Regions from separate parts of the Homo sapiens genome. Here region 2 is linked to region 1. The links are chromatin loops, found by intact Hi-C in ENCODE. Cell type or tissue: HCT116. All regions are shown on one strand. Links, peaks and the distances in the headings refer to the core of each region. The heading gives the core; the rest is flanking DNA. Region 1 overlaps SNRNP70 (small nuclear ribonucleoprotein U1 subunit 70). Region 2 overlaps PPFIA3 (PPFI scaffold protein A3).

Evidence for each region. Hi-C counts contacts between places; a loop is a spot of excess contacts. Peaks named below come from ENCODE experiments on the same cell type or tissue, not always from the same donor. Only the 100,000 strongest peaks of a DNase experiment are listed, where the experiment ranks them.
Region 2: a loop joins it to region 1, with 7 times the contacts of the local background. A loop is called at or near these places in 90 of 110 quality-filtered maps.

What each region holds. Positions count from the first base shown.
Region 1 is chr19:49,094,367-49,102,366 of GRCh38, forward strand. SNRNP70 (small nuclear ribonucleoprotein U1 subunit 70) reads left to right here. Exons shown (of 10, transcript NM_003089.6): 5 at 4,061-4,125; 6 at 4,276-4,338; 7 at 7,024-7,105. Among named protein-coding and RNA genes, the nearest start is that of SNRNP70, 13 kb to the left of the region's middle. RefSeq lists enhancers at 5,550-6,405, 6,406-7,259. In HCT116, for the core only: CTCF peaks have their summits at 3,628 (motif pointing right) and 3,831; a DNase peak (open chromatin) is centred at 3,585; H3K27ac peaks cover 1,367 bases.
Region 2 is chr19:49,143,604-49,153,307 of GRCh38, forward strand. PPFIA3 (PPFI scaffold protein A3) reads left to right here. Exons shown (of 30, transcript NM_003660.4): 22 at 2,340-2,402; 23 at 2,563-2,589; 24 at 4,480-4,655; 25 at 5,063-5,160; 26 at 5,390-5,565; 27 at 5,654-5,722; 28 at 5,944-6,115; 29 at 6,477-6,548; 30 at 6,633-7,423. The coding sequence ends at 6,535. It overlaps HRC (histidine rich calcium binding protein), which reads right to left. Exons shown (of 6, transcript NM_002152.3): 2 at 9,658-9,704; 3 at 8,707-8,775; 4 at 8,401-8,455; 5 at 7,914-7,950; 6 at 7,595-7,729. The coding sequence ends at 7,693. Among named protein-coding and RNA genes, the nearest start is that of HRC, 6.9 kb to the right of the region's middle. RefSeq lists enhancers at 5,920-6,139, 7,729-8,338. In HCT116, for the core only: CTCF peaks have their summits at 2,425 (motif pointing left) and 2,641; DNase peaks (open chromatin) are centred at 2,698, 5,838, 6,278, 8,268 and 2 weaker places; H3K4me3 peaks cover 4,522 bases; H3K27ac peaks cover 5,905 bases.

The DNA of each region.
Region 1 (8,000 bases), core at 1-8,000:
CAGGGGCCTCTAATTGCAACTACTTGGGAGGCTGAGGCAGGAGAATCACTTGAACTCAGGAGGCAGAGGTTGGGGTGAGCTGAGGTCATGCCACTGCACTCCAGCCGGGGTGACAGAGCAAGACTCCGTCTCAAAAAAATGCAGTGGGCTGTGGGAGGATAGGGATGAAACAAGTCCGTCCACGTGTTGATAATGGAAGCGGGCTCATGGGAGTTCGTTATACTGCTCTGCCTCCATTAAATGCTTGAACTTCTCCATAATAGAAAAGAAATAAAAGAATGGATCAAGTTCAGTAGGGTTTCTGTGCCCTTGAGAGCCTCCACTCATAGCTATAGAAGCTTGCTGTGCCTTGTCACAATGAACAGCTCCCGTCAAGGGGACGGTGCCTCCTTGCTGAGCGCTTGTACTTGGTGTTACTGACTTTCTCACAGCTTCCAAGTGCAGCAGGGGTTGCTACTCCCATTTTTAAGATAAAGAAATGGAGGCTTGTTGAGGCAAGCACGCTTCCAAAGAGTGAGAGTTCCAAGATGGGACCTCGAGTACCTCAAAGCCTAATTCCCAACTCCACGACCCACTTCCGTTGAGTCTCTGCTCTGGGCTGCTACTTAGATGAGCCCTCAACCAGTGATGTCCTGAGGGAGAGCTGCCGTCAGGGCGCTGCACGCATACGCTGGCTGTGGGGCGCTGCCCGGCATTGGGTCTGTGCTACCTTCTTTGAGCTTTTGTTCTCTATCTTCAGGACTTGGGGGTACCATTGCTTTGCTGCATTTGCTTTTTACCTTTAGTCACATTTGTGGCCCCCCCACCCCGGGTAAGCAAGTGCTCCAGGGAACTCACACAGTGTGCTGGGGTGGTTTCCCTCTGGCTGCCCTTCAGGAAGCTCAGCTGTTGTTTGGCCTTCGTCCACTCCCCAGCCCTGCAGCATTCATTGGTCCCACTGTCATGCTCCACAGTAACTGTTAGAATGCCTGCTGTCTGGCGTTGCCGGGTGTGTTTCCTTGCTGCTGTGACAGCTTTCAGCTCTTCATTAAATGTTAGCATCTTGTGAGGCTTTTTCTAACCTGCCTTGTAAAGTCACCCGTTTCTATTCTCTGTCGTCATCTGATGTGATCATAGGATCTCCTTATTTACCTCTTTCATTAGCATATGAACCCCATGAGGGTAGACACCTTTTTTTTTTTTTTTTTGGAGACAGTCTCACTCTGTTGCACAGGATAGACTGTAGTGGCACGATCTCGGTTTACTGCAACCTTCATCGCCTCCCTGGTTCAAGCGATTCTCTTGTCTTAGTCTCCTGAGTAGCTGGACCACACCCAGCTAATTTTTTGTGTATTTTTAGTAGGGATGAGGTTTCGCTGTGTTGATCAGGCTGGTCTTCTTGAACTCTTGGTCACAAGTGATCCGCCTGCCTTGGCCTCCCAAAGTGCTGGCATTACAGCTGTGAGCCACTGCGCCCAGCACCTTTTTTTGTCTTGTTTACTGCGAAATCCCCAACAACTATAGCATTTCCAGGCACATAGTAGATGCTTAAGAATTACTTACTTACAAGAGCACAAACATCGGCGAATAAAAAGAATTACCTATTGAATGAATGAGAGTTAGCTGGTGCAAAAAAAAAAAAAAAAAAAGCCAGTGCAGATTGAGAGACCTGGCCATAGAAAATTACAACGCTCAGGGATAAGGTATGGCAAGGAACGTTTTTTGTTTTTTGTTTTTTTTTTCGCTTTATTGCCGAGGCTGGAGTTCAGTGGTATGATCTCGGCTCACTGCAATCTCCACCTCCCAGATTCAAGCAATTCTCCTGCGTCAGCCTCCCGAGTAGCTGGGACTATAGGCGCACACCACCATGCCCTGGTAATTTTGTATTTTTAGTAGAGACGGGGTTTCGCCATGTTTGCCAGGCTGGTCTCAAACACCTGACCTCAGGTGATCCGTCCGCCTTAGCCTCCCAAATTGCTGGGATTACAGGTGTGAGCCACTGTGCCCAGCCTGGCAAGGAACTTGAGGAGTGGGTGGAGAGAACGCTGAGATGGAGTTGTTTTCAGACGTTTCCATTTGTCCCAGATAGCGATTCCCTTAAATTGTGGCTTAGGCTTCTGTTTTCTAAAATATTCTTAGGCCAGGTGCGGTGGCTCACGCCTGTAATGCCAGCACTTTGGGAGGCCGAGGCAGGCAGATCACCTGAGGTCAGGAGTTCGAAACCAGCCTGGCCAACATAGTGAAACCCCGTCTCTACTAAAAATACAAAAGATTAGCTGGGTGTGGTGGTGTGTGTTTGTAATCCCAGCTACTTGGGAGGCTGAGGCAGGAGAATCGCTTGAACCCGGGAGGCGGAGGTTGCAGTAAGCCGAGATCTCGCCATCCATTGCACTGACCTTGGGCAACAAGAGTGACACTCCATCTCAAAAAAAGTACATTCCTTAAAGTCATCTTGACCTTAGTTTATACTTGTAGTTAAATTCTCTCATAAGAAACAAATCTGGCGGGACGCGGTGGTTCATGCCTGTAATCCCAGCACTTTGGGAGGCCGAGGAGGGCGGATCACCTGAGGTCAGGAGTTCGAGACCAGCCTGGCCAACATGGCGAAACCCCATCTCTACTAACAATACAAAAATTAGCTGGATGTGGTGGTGCACGCCTGTAATCCCAGCTGCTTGAGAAGCTGAGGCAGGAGAATTGCTTGAACCTCGGAGGCAGAGGTTGCAGTGAGACGAGATTGCGCCATTGCACTTTAAGCCTGGGCAACAGAGCAAGACTCTGTTTAAAAAAAAAAAAAATCTGAGACTTTATTTCTCTAGCTTCTGGCAACACCCACACTGTCTTCCTGAAAAGGTAGCACCCGAGGGTTCGGGGAAGGAGCCTGGTAGTTCAAGTGCCCGGGGTGAGAGGTGAAGTCTGCCTTGGCCCTTCGCCACTTTAACACCTCCCTTTTTCTGTGTCTCGAGTTTGTTCTGTTTTACTTCCATTTGCAAAATAGTAATAAATAAATATCAGTGTCCAGCACTGTGTCTGGGCCATAGTACGTGTTCAGTAAATTATATGTCTAATGTTCCATTATTGGAACGCTAAGCATGTGGGAGTTATTTATATCCTACTGCTCGGGTCATCACCAGGGTCTGATTTTTCACACGTGTCTGCAATTCAAAAAATTGCAACCTCTGGCATAAATGGGTTAATGTTATTCCTTTTCTCATGCTCTCCCAGAATGTGACAGGGCTTCCGAGGGAAACACTATACCATGGAAGAACCGGCAGAGTGTCCTTAAGGCCCCGGCAGGAGTCAGGGTCATTATGTGCTGGAGCCACCATATTTGGTGAAAAGGACTTATTCCCAGGCCTGACCCAGCAGGATCACCTATGAAATTGGTTTCTTAGGAGATTCCTGGCTCTTTTCTTTGGAGATTGTTATTCCTTAGTAGCCAGGTAGAACAGTTTGCCTCACAGTAGTGAGGCTGGAGTGAGAATCTGATCTGACGCTAGTCAGTTCCTGGGTTCCTTTTTAGAGACACAGGGCACAGACAGGAAAGCAGAGCTTACTTAGTGTTTGCTTTCCTGGCTCTCATTCTTAGCCTTGGGGCAGCTTGGTCTCAGGTTTTCCTGTGGGCTGTAGTTGCAGTCTGTGTCCAGTAGGTGGCAGTGTGGCCCTGCCTACAGGAGGGAGCTCAGAACCTGGGGGCATCAGCTGCATCTCCAGGGAGGCCCAGTTGGGCTATTACTGTTTGGATCACCTTGCATCTGGGAGCGATAGGGCCCTTAGGGTTTATGTAGGTCTGAAATGGCAGTTGGGCCTGCCCACATCCTGTCAGCTTGAAGTCAGCCTTACCTCCTCTCCTCAGCAGCCTGGATTATCTCTCAGCCACTCTGATAAAGCCCACTGTGCCTCAGAGAAACAGGTTCAGAGAGGGGCGTCCCTGAGGTTGCCAGGTCACCACCCATGTTCCTCCAGTTAGGGGCCTCTCCCAATGCCACCGTTTTCTTCTTGGCCTCTGCCCATCGTATTTGTTTTGCTACCTGAGACCATGGACACCTTCAACTTATAAAATTCCTTTCTTCCTGCACAGGGGACCCTCACAATGATCCCAATGCTCAGGGGGATGCCTTCAAGACTCTCTTCGTGGCGAGAGTGGTAAGTCCCCAGCTCCTAGCTCCTGGAACCCCACGCTGCTGAGAGCCTGGGTCTGGCACAAAGGTCAAATAGGCTAGGTACAGGGGAATGTTCCAGGGGCTGTGGGACAGCTCTGTTCTCCCATTTAACGTCATATCCATCTCCTTGTAGAATTATGACACAACAGAATCCAAGCTCCGGAGAGAGTTTGAGGTGTACGGACCTATCAAAAGAGTAAGTGGAGTGGGTCAGGGTGTTTGAATTGGGGGTGCATGGAGGAGGGGCTGTATCCTGAGAGGGAGGGAGAGAGGTCCCAGCCCTGAGCATGGCTCACACCATTTCAGGGCCTGGATTTATGCATCCTGACTGTATCTCCATGCAGCAGACCTTGGGCAGCAGAAGTAAAATGAGAAGTAATGACTGCTGGTGGTTGGTTGAGAGCAGGGGTTGGCAAACTACAGACTTAAAGTTTTCCTGCTGCTCAGCCAGGCAGGTCTGTTTGTTTACACATTGTCTTTGGCTGCTACTGTTGTAAGGCAGGGTTGGATTGTTGCAACAGTATACGGCCGTCCAAGCTGGAAATATCTACTCTCTGGGTCTTGGCAGAATACCTATGCTGAGTCCCGTTTTAGAGGAAGGCTTTGTTTTACCAATCTTCTTTTAAGTCACTGAAGTGCTCTGTGTCTGATTTCCTTTATCTAACATGGGAGACGCATGCCTTCACTGGGCAGTAGTGAGGGCTTGAGGCCATCCTACACACAAACTGATGTTAGCCATGTCTCTTCTCCCTGCTCTGTTTCTGATACGTCTTTTAAAAATATTTATACATGTCAGGCCGGGTGCAATGGCTCACACCTGTAATCTCAGCTCTTAAGGAGGCAGAGGCGGGAGGATAGCTTAAACCCAGGAGTTCGAGACCTGCCTGGGCAATATAGCAAGACCCCGTTCTCCACACAAAGGAAAAAAAAAGTATTGTTGGGCCAGGCACGGTGGCTCACGCCTGTAATCCCAGCACTTTGGGAGGCCGAGGTGGGCGGATAACCTGAGGTCAGGAGTTCGAGACCAGTCTGACCAACATGGTGAAACCTGGTCTGTACAAAAAAAAAAAAAATACAAAAATTAGCTGGGCATGATAGCGGGCGCCCGTAATCCCAGCTACTGAGGAGGCTGAGGCAGGAGAATTGCTTGAACCCAGGAGGCGGAGGTTGCAGTGAGCCGAGATCACACCACTGTACTCCAGCCTGGGCAACAGAGTGGGACTCCATCTTAAAAAAAAAAAAAAGTATTGTAGGCTGGGCGTGGTAGCTCACGCCTGTAATCCCACATGTTGGGAGGGCGAGGCAGGCAGATCACCTGAGGTCAGGAGGCAAGACCAGCCTGGCCAACATGGCGAAACCCCGTCTCTACAAAAATACAAAAGATTAGCCGAGTGTGGTGTCTCGTGCCTGTGTGTGTGTGTGTATGTGCATGTGTATATATGTGTACACACACACACACACGTTGTTCTGCCTTGCACAGCCCAGTGACAACCTTGGCCCCACCCTTGTCCCTCTGATCCATTCAAGTCAGGAATCTTGGTTGTGTTTTGGAGGCTGTGGGGTCCCAGGTTCATCCATGATACAGGTTGGTCGCCAACTGGTAGTGATGTGAATGGCGAACTAGCCATCCTTTAGGGACCAGCTCAAATGCTGTTACCTCCCAGAAATCTTCCCTGGTTCATTCTGGCCACCTCTGTCTCAACAGCCCTGCCTTGCCCGTTGTTCTCCCTGACATGGTCCCCAAGGGGTCTTTCTGACATCCAGAGCTGACCCCATCTCTGCTGACAGCATCCCATGGGTCCCTAGCATGTTAGGACAGGTCCAGCTGCCACCATCTGGCCTTCCAGGGCTCTTCCCCAAGCTGTGTGGCCTCATGGACCTCCACCCCACCCCATCTCCTCCCTTCTCTTGCTGCCATCCTCGGGATGGGACGCATCCCTCATCGTGCCACGTTCTCTCAAGCCTCCCTGGCTGTGCACGTGTCCTTTCTTTTTCCCTTAGAACTTCCCTGTCCTTGGCCAGGCACAGTGGCTCACGCCCGTAATCCCAGCACTTTGGGAGGCCGAGAAGGGCAGATCATGAGGTCAGGATTTCAAGACCAGCCTGGCCAACATGGTGAAACCCCATCTCTACTAAAGATACAAAAAATTACCCAGGTGTGGTGGCGCACGCCTGTAATCCCAGCTACTTGGGAGGCTGAGGCAGGAGAATCGCTTGAACCCGGGAGGTGCAGGTTGCAGTGAGCTGAGATTGAGCCATTGCACTCTAGCCTGGGCAACAGAGCAAGACTCTGTCTCCAAAAAAAAAAAAAAAAAAAAGAATTCCCGTCCCATTGGCATTCACAACTCCCTCCTGTTTCCCTAATTCCATTTGTGTCCTCCTGACTCCACGTAGACCACCCACATTGGCCCTTCCTTGCTCAACACCCTTCCCAGCTCCTCAGCGACCACACTTCTCGGCCTGGCATTGGGGCGCTTGATGACCCCGGGCCTGCCCACCTTTGTGGCTTCATCTCCTGGGACTCTCTGTCATCAGTACATGAGCCAGCCCTGCCGAAGCGCATCCCCAGCCTCCTGCCCTCCTGCCCCCGGGCCCTTGGACCTCTGGAGTTACTGCTATTCCACCTGACAGGCTGACACCTCACTGTCTTCCTTCATCTCTCTTCTTTCTTTAGGTCTTAGCTTAAGTGTCATTTTCTCCAGGAAGCCGCCTCTGTGTCCTCTGCTCCTGCCATTAGAACATAAGTCACTCAGGGCTCTTGAAGGACAGAGAGGGTCTGAGGCCTCATCCGGCCCAGGGCCTGGTGTGCAGGCTGTTGTGGGGTTGGTGGGGCGGAGCCGCCCTGTGGCAGGACTCACCCCTGTCCCCATGTGCCCCACAGATACACATGGTCTACAGTAAGCGGTCAGGAAAGCCCCGTGGCTATGCCTTCATCGAGTACGAACACGAGCGAGACATGCACTGTGAGTACCTCCCGCCGAGCCCTGCCCTCTGACCTGCTCTCACTTCTCTGCTGCCCCAGCCCCTCCCAGTCTGTCCCCTCCCCCACCCTGCCACACCTGACATTAGCGATGTCTCTTCTCCTCCTCCCTCTGTTTCTGATGTATCTTTTTTTTTTTTATATACGTGTTTTTTAAAAAACAAAAACCAAATCCCCCACAACGTGTGTGTGTGTGTGAACCTGGGGAGGTAAGTGTCACACGTTGAACCTCAGGGGCAAAGAGGGAACTGGGTGGGGGGCTGGGGCCAGCTGGAGGTGGGGGGAGGGGTCGGATTTTGGGGGAACCTCCCCCATTCCCCCCACTGAAGTTGGGGGTGGCCAGGTTGCAATGAGGACTGGCCTTTGAACCTGCCCTCTCTTCCCCCCCCAGTAGAACTGGGGCTGGGCCACCCGACCCTCCGCTTCCCCAACCCTGGCCCCCCACCCTGTTCCTCAGCGGGCAGTGGGGTGATAGGCATGTTGAGCGCCTGCCCCTACAGTTCCAAAGCCCCCTTTGAGGCTGCCGCGGCGTCCACATGGGCAGGGATGGGTGGGGGAGGGTGGGCAGGGCTGCGGCGTGTCCAGGGGCCGCCGTATTAATTGACTGTTCTTATTGTCACTGCAGCCACCACGCAGCTGGCTTGCAGCTGATGCTTACGCTCCCCTTACAACACCTCAGTGTATGGTTGGTATAAGGGTTTGTATCATGGGTAAGATCACTCAGCACCGCACACCAGCCCAGCTTAGCCAGGCAGCTCAGGAGCAGCGAGGCGCCCCTCCTCCCACCCCAGTCGCCCCCGTAGCCTCCCCGCACCCATGGCCCTTTCCTTGTTTGGGTGCCCTTTGTCCCTCCTGCCCCGATCCGTATGCTCTCTGAG
Region 2 (9,704 bases), core at 1,705-9,704, 51 kb after region 1:
CTCAGGTGATCCGCCCGCCTCGGCCTCCCAAAGTGTTGAGATTACAGGCGTGAGCCCCTACGCCTGGCCCTCGTTCCAACTTTTGATTACGAGACATTTCAAACATACAGAAAATCATGTGTACCCAGTTCAGCGATTCTCAAACTTTTGCTGTACTTGCTCTGTTGTGTGTGTGGGGTGGAGGCGGGGAGTGGGGAGTACAGGTTGAGTGTCCCTTACTTGAAATACGTGGGACCAGAAGTGTTTAGAATTTCTGATTTTAAAAAGTTTTTTTTGAATATTTGCATATAAATGAAATATCTTGGGGATGGGAGCCAAGCCTAAACATGAAATTCATTTATGTTTCATATGCATCTCATACACATGCCTAAAAAGAATTTTATACAATATTTTATTTTTTATTTTTATTTTATTTTTTCGAGATGGGAGTCTTGCTTTGTCGCCAAGGCTGGAGTGCAATGGTGCGACCTCGACTCACTGCAACCTCTGCCTCCTGGGTGCAAGCAATTCCAATCCTCTGCCTCAACCTTCCGAGTAGCTGGGATTATAGGCGCCCACCACCACGCCCTGCTAATTTTTGTATTCTTAGTAGAGATGGGGTTTCACCATCTTGGCCAGGCTGGTCTTGAACTCCTGACCTCGTGATCCACCTGCCTCAGCCTCCCAAAGTGCTGGGATTACAGGCGTGAGCCACCGTGCCCGGCCTACAATATTTTAAATAGCTTTGTGCATGAAACAAAGTTTTGACTGCATTTTGTTTGTGACTTGTCACATGAGGTCAGGTGGGGGATTTTCCTCTTGTGGCTTCGTGTCAGCACGTAAGTTTAGGGCCAAGCACTGTGGCTCACACCTGTAATTCCAGCATTTTGGGAGGCTTTGGATGGCCGATCTCTTGAACCCGGGAGTTCGAGACCAGCCTGGGCAACATGGCAAAACCCCATCTCTACTAAAAATACAAAAATTAGTCGGGTGTGGTGGCGTATACCTGTAGTCCTAGCTACTCAGGAGGCTGAGGTGGGAGGATCCTTTGAGCCCAGGAGGTCGAGGCTGCAGTGAGCTGTGATTGTCCCACTGTACTGCAGCCTGGGTGACAGAGAAAGAGTGCATCCAAAAAAAAAAAAGTTTAGAATTTTGGAGCATTTTGGATTTTGGATTTTCAGGTTGGGGATGCTCAGAGACCTGTACTTGAATGTAATTGGAGAAAGTCATAACATCTTAGCCCCCAAAATTACTTTAGTGGGTCTTTTTCTTCCTTGTAAACACCACATCCTTTATCACACCTAAGGGCATTCACATTGTTGTTAATTTCTTTTTCTTTTCTTTTCTTTCTTTTTTTTTTTTTTTTGAGATGGAGTTTCACTCTGTCGCCCAGGCTGGAGTGCAGTGGTGCGATCTTGGCTCACTGCAACCTCCGTCTCCCTGGTTCAAGTGATTCTCCTGCCTCAGCCTCCTGAGTAGCTGGGATTAAAGGCACACGCCACCATGCCCAGCTAATTTTTGTATTTTTAGTAGAGATAGGGTTTCACCAACGTTGGCCAGGCTGGTCTTGAACTCCTGACCTCAGGTGATCCACCCGCCTCTGCCTCCCGAAGTGCTAGACCACTCTCAGCCTAATTTTTGTATTTTTAGTAGAGATGGGGTTTCTCCAGGTTGGCCAGGCTAGTCTTCAATCTCCAAAAGTGATGTGCCCGCCTCAGCCTCCCAAAGTGCTGGCACTACAGGTGTGAGCCACCACGCCTGGCCACAGTTGTTAATTTCATTTACTATTCACTCTGTATTCAAATTTCCCCAACATACTTAAAATATGTTCATTGTTTCTCCCCCACTAGGACGAAAAGTGTCTGTCGTGTCCCTTGCCATATCCCACACCCTATGACGGTGACTGGTGCCTGACACTCACCAGAAGTACATAAATGTTTTTATCCTTGTATGGATTCCTAACTCGTGAGGTTGTTGGGAGCAGAAGCTCAATAAATGTGAACCCCCCCCGCCATACTCCCTAAACATTTGCACCATGGCTGTGTCTGTCCCCCACTTCTGAATCCTCATTCTGTACCTCTGTGTGAGGTCAGCGAGGTGACGTCATTTGCACAGGGCCACACAGCAAAATGCATGGCAGGGTCCCAATTCCAACCTGAATTTGTTCAACTCCAAAGTCACATTGCCTGGTACATGGCAGGTGCCCTATAATAAGAATCATTCCTTTTCTCTGTTACTGCTTGCCCCAGAAAGCAGGAGGGACATAAACGTGTGGCCCAGGGCCTTCAGGAGGACACCCTCCTTCCTCTCCCCCACGCGAAGCCCTCTCCCACCATCCATTAACACTCCCTGCCCCTCAGTCCACAGGAAACGTGTGGATGACACACGAGGAGATGGAGTCCCTTACGGCCACGACCAAGCCCGTGAGTGCCCCCTGCCGGCCGCCTTGGGGGTGGCACTAACCTTCTTTGGGGGTGGGGGCGGGGACCGAGTCTGTGGCCATCCCTAAGTCCGCTCCTTGCGTCCTCCTCTGCCTGCCCCTTAACTCACCCCTTCTCTCCCCTCTTCCTACTAACGGGTCAGGAGACCAAGGAGATCAGCTGGGAGCAGGTAGGGGGCGCGGGGCGGGGCGTGAGCGCATGAACAGGCTGTGCACGACGCATGGATGCCCCTCCTCCGAGCCCTGCCCCTGCCTTCACCAGAACATGCCATCATCCCCATGGGGGGGCGCTGCGCCAAGCTTGGCTCTGGACTGTTCCATTATGGCTTGGCGGTGGGGAGGGTAGAGGGGATGCGATGTGGAAGCCCAGACTGTTGCATAGTCAGCCTTATGCATGGACCATTTCATCATCGTGGGTTGTGGGGGCTCTAAGGGGCTTCAATTCTGTAGCTCAGGAGAGACTGAGCAGCCGGTGTCCCTATAGTGGAGGGGGCGGGGGCTACAGTGGACTGCTCAGTGTACCAGGGCCAAGGAGGACACACTGGCTGTGGTGGTGGTGAGGCAGCCAGGCTGAATGAGAAGTTGGGGAGGAGGAGCTACACTTTGTTCTCAAGAAACAAGAGGCGGCCGGGCGCAGTGGCTCACGCCTGTAATTCCAGCACTTTAGGAGGCTGAGGTGGGCAGATCACCTGAGGTCAGGAGTTTGAGACCAGTCTGGCCAACATGGTGAAACCCTGTGTCTACTAAAAATACAAAAATTAGCCGGGTGCAGTGGCTAGCGTATGTAATCCCAGCTACTTGGGAGGCTGAGGCAGGAGAATCGCTTGAACCCAGGAGGTAGAGGTTGCACTGAGCCGAGATTGCACCATTGTACTCCAGCCTGGGTGATAGAGCCAGATTCCATCTCATAAAAACCAAACAAATAAACTAACAAAAAAACCCAAGAGGCATGAACTCACTGTCCACGGAGGAATTATGTTTGACTGTGGTCATAGATCACATATTTCCAGCCAGGGGGAGGCGTGGATTTTGTGCTGATGCTGAAAGGAGTGAGGGACTTGGGACTCATCTGGAATATTGTCCTGGGCCAGATATAACATTAGACAAGTATTTTCAGGACATTGCAAGAGTGATGGCCCTTTCTTAGTGGGAGAGCTGCCTTGAAAGAGTCCATTGTCCTGACTTGGGGGTTTAGTGACGTTGGACTGCAGTGAGACAGAGTTAAAGCAGTGCTTCCCCAAATTTAATGTGTAGTGGGGTGGCACACACCTGTAGTCTCAGCTACTTGGAAGACTGAGGCAGGAGGACCGCTTGAGCCCACGAAGCTGAGGTCAACCTGGGCAACATAGTAAGACCCTGTCTCTAAAAAATAAACAAATACAGCCAGGCGCGGTGGCTCATGCCTGTAATCCCAGCACGTTGGGAGGCTGAGGTGGGCGGATCCCTTGAGGTCAGGAGTTTGAGACCAGCCTGGCCAACATGGTGAAACGCCGTCTCTACTAAAAAATACAAAAATTAGCCGGGCGTGGTGGCTCGTACCTGTAATCCCAGCTACTCGAAGGCTGAGGCAAGAGAATTGCTTGAACCTGGGATGGGGAGGTTGCAGTGAGACGAGATCGTGCCACCGCGCTCCAGCCTGGGTGACATAGCAGACTCTTTCAGAAAGAGAGAGAGAGAGAGAGAGAGAGAAAGAGAGAAAGAAAGAAATTTAAAAATAAATATAATGTATATTTCGAATCACCTGAGGGTCTTGTGAAAATGCCGATACCGACTTCAGTAGGTCTGGAGTAAGGTCTGAGATTCTGCAATTCCAGCAAGTCCACAGGTGATGGTGACGCTCTAGGTCTCAGGACAACTGTTTGAGTAGCCAAGAGTATATGCTGTCATGAAGGGCTAGGAGACAACTCTGGATTGGTCCATTATCCTGAGCAGAGATTGGTCATTGTCCTACCATGGGGTGGGAAAAAACCTTGGATTGGGAGGTTGGACTGTACCCCTCTCATGCACAGTGGGAAGGGGCCAGAGGGCCTGACTCTTCCCTCACCTGCCCATGGCCCCAGATCCTGGCATATGGCGACATGAACCACGAGTGGGTGGGGAACGACTGGCTGCCCAGCCTGGGGCTGCCCCAATACCGCAGCTACTTCATGGAGTCGCTGGTGGACGCTCGAATGTTAGATCACCTTAACAAGAAGGAGCTCCGGGGCCAACTCAAGATGGTGGACAGCTTTCACAGGTGGGGGCTGCCTGGCCAGTGGGGACAGTCCAAAGGGAAGCCCCACCCCAGAGAGTCTTTGGCCAATAGGATTGGCCATGGGAGATTCCCAGGCTTATCTTGGCCCTTTTAGCCTGAGTTCTCAGGAAATCCTGACTCTGTGCTCCTTTCACCAATGAGATGGTCCACAGGAAAAGTTCAGATCCTGAAATGGCTTGGCTAGTTAACCCTGGACCCCTTCCAGGCTGGCCAGTAGGAAGTGCCTATTATTGAAAATGCCTCACCTCCTGAGGGGGTCAACAGTCAATAGAACTTATCAGCTCCCCACCCTTTCCAAGAAGAGCGCAGCCAGTGGGGAGGGACCCGTAGGAGCAGCAGTCTAGGGGACTGGAAAGCTCATCCGTGACTCCACTTCCCCTGCTGCTCAGGGTGAGTCTACATTATGGGATTATGTGCCTGAAACGGCTCAACTATGACCGGAAGGACCTGGAGCGGAGGCGGGAAGAAAGTCAGACCCAGATCCGAGGTGAGTAGAGCCTAAGGGTCCCTTTGGGAGCCAGGTGGAGGGCGTGGAGCTGGATGGGGAGGAGAGGGGGTAGGGGGAGACCGGAGAAGCAAATTGGCACCATAACCGTGGGGGTGGAGCCAGCGTGGGGGGCGTGGCCCGAAGAGACCAAATGGAGGTGGAGGTATGGGCTAAACTGAACTCTCCAGGCCACGGGAGGGGCACGGCTGAGGGTCCCTTCCGTCCCCAGACGTGATGGTGTGGTCCAATGAGCGGGTCATGGGTTGGGTGTCCGGGCTGGGCCTGAAGGAATTTGCCACGAACCTCACGGAGAGCGGGGTACACGGGGCACTGCTCGCCCTGGACGAGACCTTCGACTACTCCGACCTGGCCTTGCTCCTGCAGATCCCCACGCAGAATGCACAGGTGAGCTGCCGCTGGGCCCGGAGCATGCTGGGCGTCCCCACCTCGCAGACTGCACGCTCCAACCGCCCCCTCCACCTCCTCTTTCCAGGCCCGGCAGCTTCTGGAGAAGGAATTCAGCAACCTTATCTCCTTAGGCACAGACAGGCGGCTGGACGAGGTGGGCGCGGCAACAGCTCAGAGGGCTCTGCTCCCAGCGGCTCCTCGAGAGGCTGAGCTGAGGGGGCGGGGCCTGACTATTAATGGTCACGGTTGGAGGCGGGGCCAGGAGAGGGGCGGGGTTAAAGGAGAGGTGAGACCCGGAGAGGGGTGGAGTCAAAGGAAGGGGCGGAGTCAGACAAGGCAGGAGTCCCTCACCGGCTGTCCGGCTCCTATACCTAGGACAGCGCCAAGTCTTTCAGCCGCTCCCCATCCTGGCGGAAGATGTTCCGGGAGAAGGACCTCCGAGGCGTAACTCCCGACTCAGCTGAGATGTTGCCCCCCAACTTTCGTTCGGCTGCAGCGGGAGCCCTGGGCTCTCCGGGGCTCCCTCTCCGCAAGCTGCAGCCAGAAGGTGGGGGGCTCCCAAATGCGACAGCCCTTCCTCGCTTCCCTAGGGTGGGGCATGGACCACCTCAGTAGTCCGGGTTCTGGAATGGCCTAGTCCTTTCTCGCCCACCCCTGAGGAATGGACTGCTCCAACGTTCCGGACTCCCCCGTCAGGATGAAATGGATAAATCCCACTCCCCCTTCCCAGGGCGGGAGTGAACTCGCCCAATGCGAGTTTGAGTCCTTGGCTGCGGGGAAGGGAGGGAAACCCATGTGGAGCCCGGCGATCGTTGTGACATCGGGAAGGGAAGTCCAAAGGGAGGAATCCTGGAGAGGAACAGGGAGGAGGGTGCTCCAGGCTGAACCGCTGCTCGCTCTCCCTCCAGGCCAGACTTCTGGGAGTTCCCGGGCAGACGGCGTTTCGGTCCGGACCTATTCCTGCTAGTGCAGGCCTCCAGGTGAGGACCGTGCTGGGCGACCTTGGGGGTGCGGGGCGGCACGGTGGATCTTCACTGCTCCACGCGCTGCCCGGCGTCATGCAGGTGACCTCACTCGGACGGAAGAATCTTCCCGAGGCTGGGCTGTTCCCTCTCCTGCCCGGACTGTGGCCTCGCCGGGGAGAGCGGGCGGGGGAGCTCGCGCCGAGGACTGGACCATCTGTACAGACCAGCGGGAGTGCGCGCGCCCGCCTCGCACAGGGCCGGGGCCTGGACCAAACCACATGAACTGGACTGAGAGGGGGAAGAAGCGGGGAGGAAGAAATCCCGCCCCAAACGTCCGCTTTCCTTTTCTCTACTTTGTAATTTATTGATCAGTTTCTGTTGGGAGACGGGTGTCCTTTACCCGCGGGAAGGGGGCGGGGCTTCCCTCCCGGGCCGCATGCGGGGAGAGGCTGCTCCCTCCCCTTTTTCCTGCCCAGTCGCGGGGCCCAAGTCTTCCTTCTTCGTCCGAAAGGAGGGGAGGGGGGACTCGCTGCTACAAGCCTCGCCCCCTGTGCCACTCAGCTCCGCCCCGCCGCGTCCGGTCGCCGGTCCCCCGGGTCATCTGCGGGCGGGTTCCCCTCTCCCTCCCCCGTGTCTCGTGTCCCCGGGGCCTCACCGCCCCCCGTGCTGTGGCCGTGTCCGTGCCCCGGGGGTAGGGGGCGCAGAATGGCGCTTCCCCTTCTCCTCTGGCTCCGGGGTTTGCATGGGAGAATCCTCTTTCCACGATGCCGCTGGGCGACGTGGCGTGGGGGCAGGGGGACGGTGGGGGAGCCCTCGCCCCCGACTCTCGGTCGGCCTCCCCGCCCCAGGCGTCACTCAGTGATCACGGGTAAAGAGAACTGTTTCAAAAAGCTTCCTTGTTGACTGATTTTTTTTTTGCGGGGGGGGGGGGGGCTGTTCAACCAACCACCTCGAGCCAGGAGTCCAGGCCCCTCATCCCTCAAGTCTAGGTCCAGGTCTCTAGACCCTACCCGCATTCCCCGATGCCCTGAGATTCCCAGACCCCACGTCTGACAATGAGGTTTCGGGGAGCACGTTTATTCGGAGAAATAAATATAGCTCGTGGAAAGGGGTTGGAAGGCAGGGGGAGGTACACCTGCGTCGCAGTCGAGCGACTGGGTCAGGGTTCCGGCGTTTCCAGCATGTCTGCCAGGGCCCTGGAGACGAGAACGCCAGAAGTTAGACAGCTGGTGTTCAAAGCCCACCCCAGGACGCTTAGAGATCATTAACCTGCCCATTTCATGGACGGGGAAATGGAGTCCCAGAGTCATCTGATAACTCATAGCGAGACAAGCACTTCTCTAAACGGGGCTTTTACACGCTCCCCTTTTACACACTTACTGATAAAGGGACGAGGAGAAATAGTCAACGTAGCTTCCTGTGGGACAGCAGAGAAAAGAGGCTTGAGGGGTACTGCACGAGCAAAATTAGGCAGCCACTCAGTATAGCGTGCGAGATTAGTGCTAGCTCCACCTCCTTTTCCCTAATTCCTTCTTCCAACTGAATCCCTTCTACCGGACCCCTTTTTCGTTCTGGGTGATTCCGTTCTCCAGTAGCCCCGCCCCTTCGATTCCTACTTGAGTTGGCCTCGCCCATTAGGCTCTAAGCCCGCATCTCAACCCTCCACTCATTTCTGTCCCTTGGCTCCAGCAACTCCACCTGGTGTTCCTCGAGCCAGGCCCCGGCCCACGTGCTCAGAGCCTTGGCCACGCCTCCCCTCTTAGCCCCGCCCCACCAGCCTACCGGGCCAGGCTCCGCCCCCACCAGGATTCACCACGCTGGGCCCGGCACCTTCCTCAGGTTTTTCCAGGGCCCCGCCCATGCTCACCTGGAGCGCAGACCGTTTCGCAGACCAGCGGGCAGAGATAGCAGAACTGACAGTGCTGGAGGCGGGGACGGGGAGAGAGAGTGAGCGTGGGGCGTGGCCGGGGGCGGAGTTAGGATGGGGCCGGGACCAGACCCGGACCAGAGGCTAGGTCTAGGTTAAGGTTGGAGTCAGGATCGCTTGTGGAGTCAAGGTTGCATCAGGGGTAAGGGGTTGGGTCAGAGGCCAGGATTTAGGGCTGGGGGTCCTCAGAGGGTCCCGGTGCATCCTGAGGCCCAGTGGAGCCTTGAGTGTGAGGTGAGGTCTCACCTGGCACTGGTCGCAGTGCTCACCCATGTTCTCCTCATCACAGTGACAGCTCTCACATTCAGTGCATCGCTGGGGACCGGGGGAGCCTGGTTAGATGGAAACTCTAACGCCACTTGGGAGGTACCCGCCCCTGGCCCACCCCTGCACCCTGGACGCTTCCCCAGACTCTACCCTCTTTATCTCTAACACTGAGCTCTGTATCTGCCCCCCAAACCAGCCTCCCCTCCCCTCCCCTGCCCCTGGTTTCCTTCCTTTCCCTTTTTTTCCTTTTTTTTCTTGAGGCGGAGTCTCTCTCTGTCGCCCAGGCTGGAGTGCAGTGGCGCAACCTCAGCTCACTGCAACCTCCGTCTCCCGGGTTCAAGCGATTCTCCTGCCTCGGCCTCCTGAGTAGCTGGGATTACAGGTGCGTGCCACCACGCCCGGCTAATTTTTTTGTATTTTTTAGTAGAAATGGGGTTTCACCGTGTTAGCCAGGATGGTCTCGATCTCCTGACCTCGTGTTCCGCCCACCCTGGCCTCTTAAAGTGCTGAGATTACAGGCGTGAGCCACCACACCCGGCCCTGCCCCTGGTTTTCTATCTCAGGGCGACCCCATGTCTCCCTGTCAGGGTGGGCTCAGGTGCTCTCTCCACCCGCTCTCTGCCTATTCTCCCCCTAGCCTATCAGCCCCTGTGCCATCCCTCCTTCCCCCGACTCTCTTTGCCACAGACCCCTGTCTCTGTCCCCACACCCCAAGATGCAGCTTGGGTCTTGTCCTCTCCTTCCTGGACCACTGCCCCAGCCTCCCAGCCTTCAGTCTGTCCTCACCTCACATGCCTGCAGAAGGATCTCTTTTCTTTCAGAACTGACCCTGGCCTGCCCTTGCTCTGAGCCCTCCCACAGCACCACCCCAGGGCCCCTGGGACAGATTCTGGGGACACCTTGGTGGGTGGATCTGGGCTGGGGACATACATTGCAGAAGGAGCAGTAGCCACACAGGGACCCTGGCTGGTAGTTCC